Regions from separate parts of the Mus musculus genome. Here region 2 is linked to region 1. The links are chromatin contacts, found by Hi-C or POLR2A ChIA-PET in ENCODE. All regions are on one chromosome and are shown on one strand. Each heading gives the region's core, a stretch centred on a gene start or an enhancer-like site at or near the end of the contact. The rest is flanking DNA. Distances are from core to core; before and after follow the strand shown.

Region 1 (5,368 bases), core at 1,008-3,507:
AATCCAACACCCTCTTCTGGTGTGTCTGAAGACAGCAACAGTGCACTCACATAAAGTATAAATAAATCTAAAAAAAAGAAAAGAAAAGAATTCATGGAGGGGGTCACAGCCTAAACAGTTCTCAGCCTTCCACCATCACCAGCCACATCCGCCTTGGAATTGCTTTTGGGAATGTCCATGGTCCTCCCTTGTTGCAGACATGAACCAATATAACTGATGTCTGTGCAAGTTTAACATGAAACTAAAATAACCATGAAGAAGTGCAAATAAAATGTCATGGAGTGTCTGAAACACACTGCTGACCTCTGCAAGAAAACACATATTACAGGCCACCCCAAACTCCTCACTAGTGTGACCTCCTCCCCAGCACCCATGTAATTGGTTTTGTCTTTAAAAACAATGTATCCCCAAGCATGGTCACTAAGTGACTGACTCATGGCCTAGCCATCAATAAAAGGTCTCAAAACTTTTTTTGGTTTTGTTTGTTTGTTTTTTTGAGACAGGGTTTCTCTGTGTAGTCCTGGCTATCCTAGAACTCACTCTGTAGACCAGGCTGGCCTCGAACTCAGAAATCCGCCTGTCTCTGCCTCCCAAGTGCTGGGATTAAAGGCGTGCACCACCACTGCCCCGCTCAAAACTTTTAAATGGCTTAATCATTGTGGGTGTCAATCTCTCTTACGACCCAGAAGACATGTGACAATAAGAGCTGGTGAGCTGGGTGGCACTGAGATTGGAGGGAGCTTGTCTCCTTTCAGTGTAGGAGGCAACAGTGTTTACTAGACACAGGCGTAGGGAAGGATTGGCATAGCTGAGCAGATCAGTGTCTGGGAAAACAGTTCCTTAAAAAAATAAAAAGGTTTATTTATTTTATGTATGTGAGTACACTGTTACTGTCTTCAAACATAGCAGAAGAGAGTACATCAGATCTCATTACAGATGGTTGTGAGCCACCATGCTGCTGGGAATTGAACTCAGGACCTCTGGAAGAGCAGTTGGTGTCTTAACTGCTGAGCCATCTCTCCAGCCCCAGGAAAACAGTTCCTGACACCTACAGCAGTGTATCTATATGCCTGCTGACCACGGGCCGACTTAACCACTTTTTCACCTGCACATTTATAAAAGCTAGAAATGGCTATCGATGTTTAAGAGTATGTTGAGTCTGACTGTCTCACTTAAGACATCAGGGCATACATCCATGAATGCCAATGCCACCCTCTTGGAACTGTTTTGTCTGTCTTTGCCTGAGGCCAACTCAGTTGGGGCACTCGGTGGCCTTGGGAAAGTCTTTCTCTCTGGCTCCAGCTTTCCCGTTTGTGAAATGCGGAATAAAATAGTTAAGCAACAGCGGAGCGCCTGGAGCACCAGCTACTCAAGAGACTGAGGCAGGAGGATGGATTTGAGATCAGGAGTTCCTGGATAACATGGAGGACGCCGGCTCTCAAAACGGAAACAAACTGGCCTGTCATCTCAGCCCTTGAGAAACGGGAGGAGGAGGGAGACTCTTGGCGTTTTAAGGCCAGCCTCGGAGACGCAGCGAGTTCGAGGCTCGCTCCGGCTATGTGAAAGCCGGCCTCAAGAGAAAACAAAACGATCAGACAACCATTACAGATATCACAGTGAAAGGAACAAGGCGTCTCGCCTATGAAAGAGCTCTTTGCTTAAAACGGGTCGGGCTAAGCACCGTGGCATAGGAGAACCAGCAGAACTGGCCATAAACAGCTCTGGGCTGGCGGCTCCTCCGCTCAACTTCCGCCCTCTTAACTCCCAGGACCTAAAGGCCGAGCGGAGACGGCGCCACCGTGGTCCCCCCGGACCCGATCCTCCGGGGAGCAAGGCCCTGGCCCGCCCAGCCCTCGGCTCGCCTGCGATCGGGCCTCCCGGGCCTCCCGGGCCCAGCAGCCAGTGGACCGACCAGCAGCTGGGCCCGCGCGGCCGGGCCAATAAGGAGCGCGGCGGACGCAGGGGGCGGGCGCAAGCGGCGTCGCCCCCCGGAGCCGCTCCCTCCTCCGCCCCCGAACCCCAAGAAGCAGCGAGGCCCCTACGAGCCTCGAGGAAAAGGGAAAGGGCCGCTCACCGTCCCTTGGCCGCCGTCCCGCGCTTCCGGATGAGCTCGTCCAGCGAGAGATCGGCCATCTTGCGGCGCGCAGCTAGCGGAGAACGGAGGAGAAGCCGACTGCGGCGAGCCCGCCCCGCGGCCGGAGTCAAGAGCGGCTTCCGGCAACCCGGACGGCCAACTCTCGCGACAGCTCAAACGAAAAGCTCGAGACGGAAGGGGTGGAGCCTCTCTCCCCGTGAGCCTTTGCGGTGCTCGCTTCTAATTTGCATGGAGGAGTCCGGAGCCTTATGGGCTCTCTCTCCCCCCTCCTCCTTTTGCTAATGAGGAATTAGAATTATATCGATCATAAACCATTAAAAAGCATTATCAAGAGGACAAGTCTTTTAGTCATACAGCCGATCGGACACTCACCATACTTGTAATGAGAATATAATTTCTTACCCCTGAGGAACGTAGACACGTTCCTCATGCCTTAAACTTATGAGTAAGGAAAATAACGATTCGGGGTGACGCCCGAGTCCTCACTGCTTATGTGAGAAGAATTTTTGAGCGGGTATAGGTTGCAATCTGAGGCGACCCGCCTACTTTGCGGGATGCCTGGGTGACGCGATCTGCCCGACCCCCTAATTCTACAAGAATAGAAAGCTTAGCAGCTCCTCTGAATGGTTGCTCTCAGGTGCTAGTGGTTGCAAGTCGTATGTTGATGCCTGCCTTTGCCCTACCTGGTGTGTGAGCGTGAGCGCGCCCCACCTCTCCAGCCTCTCTCTTACTGTTTTTCAGACAAGATGGGACTGTTGTTCTCCTACTGCTATGTACCTCAATTTCAATTGATCATGCCTGGACATAACTGCCCATGTTGTAAGGTCGTCTACGTTGTAAGGTCGTGCTCAGTTTCTGATGCCTAGACTAGTCACCTTTCCGTTTGCCTCCTGACTGTGTAAATGAGGCAAATGAAGGTGGTCTCTTAACTGACATGTTAGTGTTTGACCTATGGGATAGTTTCTCATTGTTGAGACAGAATTTCTAGAAGCTGGTCCGCTGAGCGGCTAAGAGCACTTGCTGATATTGCAAAGGATCTACCTGGGTTTGGTTCTCAGCACTCACATGGAAGTTCACATGTAACTCCAGTGCCAGGAGATTCAATGCCTTCTTGACCTCCCAGGCTATTGCATACATATACATACATACATACATACATACATACATACATACATATATGTGTATACAGGCAAAACACTCATAAACATAAAAATAGATAATTTTTTCAAAAATAAAAACATGATGCTCTTGGGTCAGTTTCTCATGTTCCCTTGAAAATGTACATGTTGGGGCTGGTGAGATGGCTCAGTGGGTAAGAGCACCCGACTGCTCTTCCGCAGGTCCAGAGTTCAAATCCCAGCAACCACATGGTGGCTCACAACCATCCGCAACAAGATCTGACTCCCTCTTCTGGAGTGTCTGAAGACAGCTACAGTGTACTTACATATATTAATAAAATAAATCTAAAAAAAAAAAAAAAACTATCTGCCATATGGAACATTTAAAAAAAATGTACATGTTATGAAAGGAAGGCCTTCCTAAGAGACAAGAATCAGTTTCCCACAAGAATATTCACGAGCTTGGCTCAGGAATCCCAGGCTACTAGTTTGAAATGCCCTATGACTGAGGCTTTGGCAAAGTGGGGACTTTGATCAACCTGGACTGCCCCCATTCTCAGGACATAGACTCTACAACTGGAACCCCATCCCTGCTGCCAGGGCCTGAACTACAGGTCCACTACCGGGTCAGCCATTAAAAAACAAAACAAAACAGAGCATCAGGGTTCAATGGAAGGCTTGGCAGGATCCAGGAAAACCCTAAGGTTCAGCATCCGATACTGGAGAAGCATCCTGGTCCTGGTGGTAGAACTGCGAGTGGGTCTAGACTTGATCTCTTTAAGTAGAGAACACCAGCATACAACACACTCGTACCTCTACGTGCACACGAGGAAGAGAATCCCAGGGTGGGTAAAGGTTTAACCTCACTGCTGGGGCCAAGTTGAGCTATGCAGAATATAGGAACAGGCCAGAGGGGTCTTGCCTATAAGGTCCTAACTCCTCTAACAGTGAAGTTGTTAAAATGTTTTCCTTCAGTACATGGGACTATAAGGAAATTATCTGTAATGGCTGGTCCTGGTTGTCAACTTGACTCTATCTGGAATGAACTACAATCCAGAATTGGAGGGCTCACCTGTGATCCAGATCTTGAGGCTGGGAGATACAAGTTTCTGACTTGGATCTTGGCATGGAGATCTTGAGGCATAGTGGCTATGAATCCCAGGAGACTAAGGCAAAGAGATCTCTGAGTTCAAGGTCAGCCTGGGACAAAACAAGTCCCAGATTCAGGCATGGTGGTACACACCGTTAATCTGGGTCACACCTTCTGATGGAGGCCTACATAAGGACATTGGAAGAAGAAAGATTCACTCTTTGCCGGCTTGCATTTGCCAGCACATCTTTTGGAATCTACTAGCCTTGTGTGACTGAGCAACTACTAGATCCTTGGACTTCACAGCTGACCACTGTTGGGGAGTTGGACTACAGACTGTAAGTCGTCATAACAAATCCCCTTACTATGTAGAGACTATCCATAAATTCGGTGACTCTTTTTGGAGTTGGGACTAGGGTGAGGCTTTTTGGGGGGGGGCAGTTCCACTGACCTCCATGACAATGGGGTTCCCTGATCAGGCTATCCATGTTTGTGCAGCAGACACTTCCTAGTCAGCCCCCCCCCCCCCAGCTTTCCCCAGTTTTTAGAAGCAGCTTCTTCCAACCATAGAGCTCTCAGCTCACATTCACCACCTGAACATCTGCTCCAGCAGGACCAGGTCGTCACAGCCCAACCATCTCGGCAGAGGTGGCATGCTGGCTGGTTCTGTGTCACCTCAACACAAGCTAAGAGTCATTGAAAGATCCTGACACAGAAAGGTCACAGAAGCCCTGAAATTGGCAAGATAGATGTCACTGTTAGCAGAACTAGCTTCACTGATTTAGAAAAATAGAGGCGCACAATGCTCTGGCCACTCCTTGAACCTGTGTGTCTGCCAATGTTTTGACCGTTCCTTGACTCATGTGTGTGCCCACTGATGAAGCCCATTGCCAGGTGTTTGTGATATTGGTTGCTGAGAAAGAGTCAGAAAATCTCCCTAGCAACCACAGCCCAGCCAATCCTGAGTTGCTGCACCTGCACCAAACTCTTTCCTTGTACCCCTCCCATACCCATTTCTTGAGAATAGACATTGTTTAGATCTGGAAATCCCCTACTCTCCCCCTT
Region 2 (5,368 bases), core at 962-3,461, about 18 Mb after region 1:
CCGACTTTTATTACAAACCCCAACAGTAGGTTGGAGAGAAAGAAGTTAGAGGAGAAAGGGGGTGTATATAGACTACTTCTTGATGATTAGGGGTTCTGGTTCTCTGGGGCAAGATAGATAGGTATAGACACACACACAACACACACACACACACTCATTCCCACAACATAACTGGGTTTTAAAAGAAACCAAAATTCTCCATAGACTCGAGGATGGCCTTGTGCTCCTGATCCTCTGGCCTCGGCGTCTGCAGCTCTGAGATTACAGAAGTGATGTACCATGATCCCCAAGTTCGGATGCTTTCTGGTAGACATTGATCCCAGCATTTCGGAAGCAGGAGGATGCAGGAGGATCTGTGGCTGCAGACAACACAGTGAAAGGAAGCTTGAGATGAATATCGATACTCTGCCTCCAAAAAACAAACAAACACCACGGGGGGGGGGGGGGGAAATGGAATGGATCTTTCTGTTTTGGTTGATGTTAAAATGGCTTTGCAGTTTTGAGTCTCTAAGGCTCAGGGGCCAGGACCCAGCACCCCTGTCGTTGAATTGAGCGCTCAGAGGGGACCAGAGGCATTCTGGGAAGGCCAGGAGATCACAGCGGGGAAGTTTACTGAGCTTGCTTACTTAGGTGAAGGGTGACACTTTACCAGGCTTTGGGATCACCAACATTTCCTGCTGCAGATAATGGGCCGCCGCTGTCTTTGCTTCTCGTCCCTTGGGTGTGAGACTCGGTGGTTTGGCCTTTGCTCCCACCTCCCTTTCACTTAGCTCTTCGACCTTCAGCACTGTGTGATCTTAGTCAGGTCCCAACTTGACCTGAGGGACCTCAGACTGCTCCAGGGTAGGCTCATGACCTCTTACTCTGCCTTGGAGCGTGAAAGAGACTGTTTGGCTTTTCGAGGAGTGCCAGCCGATGTGTGTACCTCAAATTCTGAAGCTGTTATTAATGAGTTCACTTTGGGAATAAGAAGTTGATTAGCGTTCATTAGTTATGGGAAACAAAGGTTTCATTATGACACTTCGTAGATGTATATATAATGCACTTTGATCATTTTCAATCTGTTTCTTTTAGTGATTTGTGTGTGTGTGTTGTACATGCAGGTCAGAGGTCATCTATCTATCTATCTATCTATCTATCTATCTATCTATCTATCTATCTATCTGATTCAGAATCTCTCTAAGTAACCCTAGCTGTCTGAGAATTCATTATGTAAATCAGGCTGGCTTCAAACTCAGAGATCCACCTGCCTCTACCTCTCTAGTGTGGGGATTAAAGGTGTGAGCCACCCCCCCTTTCATTTTTGCATTTCAAGAAAAGGCCTCCTGTAGCTAGCCAAGCTGGTCTCAATCCTCGTGAGTCAGCCTCTCAAGTGCTGGGATTAGACAAATGAACCACCATGCCTGACTATGATTTTAAAGGTGACTTAAGTCTTCATAATGACTAGCTGTCTAATTTGGAGGTGCCTGCTGTAGACTTATCCCTAAAACACTGCGTTCTCTCCTAGCAGGGGTTGGGGAGGGCTCCCTTCCCCACTGCATGGGAAGGTTCTGATGCACCACAGGGCAGAAGGGGACACCCTGACCTCCGCTGGTGGCAGCCCACTTAAAATTTGGCTTTCATTAATTGAACACGGTGACACACACCTCCAATCCAAGCAGCTGAGAGAGGGAGACAGGAGGATCAGGGTTCAAGGTCACTGTTGGCTAAATAAGTTTGAGACCATTGTGGGCTGCATGAGACCCTAACTCAAAAAGGGGGGAGGGGCATCGATGTGTCTCAGCAGGTGAAAGCACTTGTGCAACCTCTGATCCCTGAGTTTAGTCCCCAGAACTTACATGGTAAGAGAATCGATTCCCAAAAGTTGTCCTTGTTCTCCACACAAGCACCCACACTCACTCACACCCACGGTACTAATAAAGAAAAGAAAAGAACATGATTTCTGTTAAATGACAAGTTTATATGTGTACTAAATAAAGGGAAAATCGGGCACCAGGACAAGATGCCTCCCAACCTGCTGTCCGGCTCCTGAAGAAGTCATCCACACATGCTCACAACCATCCTTAGGCACTTCTGAGGTGGCAGGCTCAGATTCTCTCAGCTGCAAGGACTTGAGATGGGCCTTCCTAGAAGCTTTGTAAATTTCATTATCTTCCCGCACAGGCTGCTGTTTGTTGCTCTACCATTTAGGTTCTGGTTTGGAGTGCTCTGCACTTCCGTCTCCTTTTTTCTTTTTTTCAAGGGGCTTCCCCACCATAGCGCAGGAAGTTCAGTGAGGAGCAGATCTGCTGAAGCAGAGAGACAAGGCAGCTTTGTGAGCTGGTGACGTCAGTTCTGCCCCTTATGGCTCCCTTCCTCCCACTCTCAGGCCCTGGAGAGAGACAGCGGCTTCTGAGTGTGGCAGACTCAGGGGAGGGGAGTCTTGCCCTTCACAGAGAGGGCTAGCCTCTTATCCAGAAACACTTGTGGGGGCCAGGCGAGGTGCCTCTGTGGGGAAAAGTACAATCCCAATGAGCTGAGTTTGATCCCCAGATACCACACCAGCATAGGCCAGAAATCACAGAAGTGTGATGATGTAGGTTAGAAGTGCGGACTGGGTTAAGGGCACTGACTGTTCTTCCAGAGGAACGGAGTTCAAATCCCAGCACCCACATGGCAGCTTACAACTGTCTGTAACTCCAAGATCTGACGTGCCCACATAGATGTACATGCAGGCAGAATGCCAGTGCACATAAAATAAAGGGTAAATAAACTTTTAAAAAAGTCAGGAGGTTAAAGGTCGTCTTGACTGCAAAGTAAGTTTGAGGCCAGCCTAACAAAACCAAAAATCTGAAGCCAGTGGCGTATACTGTAATCCCAGTGTCTGGGAGTTGGAAGCAAGAGAGATCCGGAGTCCTTGGCTACATCCAGGCCAGACTCAGGAACATGAGACCCTATCTCCAAACCAAACCAGAACCCAACTCTAAAACAACAGCCAAAACCCAAAACAAAGTGCGGTTTGTTTATTTTTTTAATGCTTTTAGTCTCTGGTAAATAATAAACAACACTACCTTCTAATCCTACAGTGTTGTTGGTGGCTTTCTCCTTCCTTCCTTCCTTCCTTCCTTCCTTCCTTCCTTCCTTCCTTCCTCTTCCTTCCTTCCTTCCTTTAAAGATTGTTTTGTTATGGTTGTTGGTGCTTTGAAATAGGGTTTTTATTTATATACAACTCAAGCTGGCCTAGAGCTGCTCTGTGGTGTCCACCAGAGATGACTGCGCACACACAGTTTAAACCGATACGAAGTCTATTAGCCGGCCCCGGCCAGCAGGACACTGGGTGTTATAACGAGATCCCTGTGTAGCCAAGTCTTTTCTCTTTAAGGATAAAAACCACATTCTGTTGACACATTTCAGTTAGCAAGAACAGTTAGCTAGAAGCAGAACTACAGAAGCCAAAGCAAGGTTAGTACGCTCTGAGACTTTCCCAGAGCCGTGGACTTAGGTGGATTAGGTCTGTTTTAGTTGCAGGTGGTGCTGTCTACGGGCTGAGTTTCACACTCTGGATGGTGCTTCCATCACGGGGTCAACTGTGCTAAGATCTGTGGCCCTGTCACAGGGTTACATCCTCCTGCCTCAAACAGTGGGGTACCACCGTATCTGGCCTCTAAATACTGTTGAAGTCTGCTGTGCTGGCCTCTGTGTGAGCACAGGTACACGGAGATACAAAGACAGGCAAGCCTTCGCTCTTTTCTAGATCCCAGTGGTCAGACTGGGGAGCCTGACGGTTATAAGAGGATTTAAGCCTGGGTAGAGGTCAGTACTAGAGTATAGCAAATGAGATATTTGTCTTATGTGGAAAATTTAGGGGGCAAAGTACCCAATAATCAAGAGAAATGTGTATTTATATATGTGAGAGACAAGGTTTTGTGCAGTTCAGGTTGGCCTGGAATTCATTATTTAGACAAAGATGTTGTTGAACTTGTGATTCTCCTGCCTTTTGCTTCCAGGTGATAAGATTGCAGGCACACACTACCATGCCCTGCCGAGAAATGATGTTTTAACTCAACATGTTAAAAATATGAGCTGGCAGTGATAGTGTACACACTTAACCCCAGCACGTGAGATGCAGAGGCAGGCAGATCTCTGAGATCTCTGAGTTTGAGGAGTTCCAGACAGCCAGGGCTGTTACACAGAGAAACTCTGTGTTGAAAATAAACAAAACAGGGCTGGTGAGATGGCTCAGTGGGTAAGAGCATCTCACTGCTCTTCCGAAGGTCCGGAGTTCAAATCCCAGCAACCACATGGTGGCTCACAACCATCCGTAACGAGATCTGACTCCCTCTTCTGGAGTATCTGAAGACAGCTACAGTGTACTTACATATAATAAATAAATATTTTAAAAAAGAACAAAATATATTTTAAAAAAAGAAAAAGAAAATAAACAAAACAGAACAAAAACCCAACAACAACAATTTGGTGGAGGAACAGAGCCCCACACTGGAATAACCTTGCCTTTCTCCAGAATGAACCTGGGCAGAGAGCTATGTAAGAGAGACTTGTTTAAGCCGGGCGTGGTGCAGGCCTTTAATCCCAGCACTCGGGAGGCAGAGGCAGGTGGATTTCTGAGTTCGAGGCCAGCCTGGTCTACAAAGTGAGTTCCAGGACAGCCAGGGCTATACAGAGAAACCCTGTCTCGAAAAACCAAAAAAAAAAAAAAAAAAAAAAAAAAAAAAAAAAAAAAAAAAAAAAAAGAGAGAGAGAGAGAGAGAGAGACTTGTTTAAAACCAAAGATTTGCAGAAATCCTTCTTTTGGTGAGGCCATATGAATATTCTGTCTGTCCTGCTTTGACCTGGCCTGTCCTTACTATAATAAACTTATGGGTGCTGAATTAGAAGATAACAGACCACAGCAGGTGTCTCCTTGGCATCTGCTGGTCCTTTGGTGATTAGTCACTACGGTTAATCTGGTGATCCCACTGTCTTTGGCATGATGGGCCTTAGAGATTTCCTTTGGGTCCCTGGAAAAGCTTTCACTTCATCGAAAGAACAGACACAGTAAGGCACGGTGGGGACGTAGCTCGGGGGCAGAGCATCTGCCAGGCTACTATATGGGAGGCCCTGGTCCAATGCCCCCCCCCCGCATCATAGAGGTGAAAGGGAAGCCTCTCAGACACTCCCTGAAGGCAAAGCCCACAGGGTGAGGAGGGAGGTGGAGCACGGAGAGCAGGCAGGCCTGTGCCCTGCTGAGCTACAGAGCTGGCGCTTCCCTTGTCCATAAGATCCACCCATCTTGGCACTGGTCACAGTTATGTGAGATAACTCAGCCAGCTGTGACAGCCAAAACCAATGAGGAAAAATGGGGCACATTGGCCGCAGATGACCTGTTTCT

The links. Hi-C counts contacts between places; a loop is a spot of excess contacts on that map. ChIA-PET counts read pairs that join two places held with the same protein, here RNA polymerase II (POLR2A).
Region 2: a loop to region 1 is called in a map of T-helper 17 cell, with 6 times the contacts of the local background. The contact joins the promoter of I730030J21Rik here to the promoter of Poldip3 in region 1. A Hi-C loop is called at or near these places in 1 of 37 maps with a recorded cell type or tissue (T-helper 17 cell). POLR2A ChIA-PET finds 5 or more read pairs at or near these places in 1 of 5 experiments (embryonic stem cell).

The regions. Positions count from the first base shown.
Region 1 is chr15:83,147,121-83,152,488 of GRCm38, forward strand. Poldip3 (polymerase (DNA-directed), delta interacting protein 3) reads right to left here and starts at 2,258. Exons shown (of 9, transcript NM_178627.4): 1 at 2,075-2,258. The coding sequence starts at 2,133. Rnu12 (RNA U12, small nuclear) reads left to right here and starts at 2,525; the gene lies at 2,525-2,674.
Region 2 is chr15:100,730,526-100,735,893 of GRCm38, forward strand. I730030J21Rik (RIKEN cDNA I730030J21 gene) reads right to left here and starts at 2,212. Exons shown (of 3, transcript NR_045782.1): 1 at 2,015-2,212; 2 at 1,839-1,913; 3 at 1-359.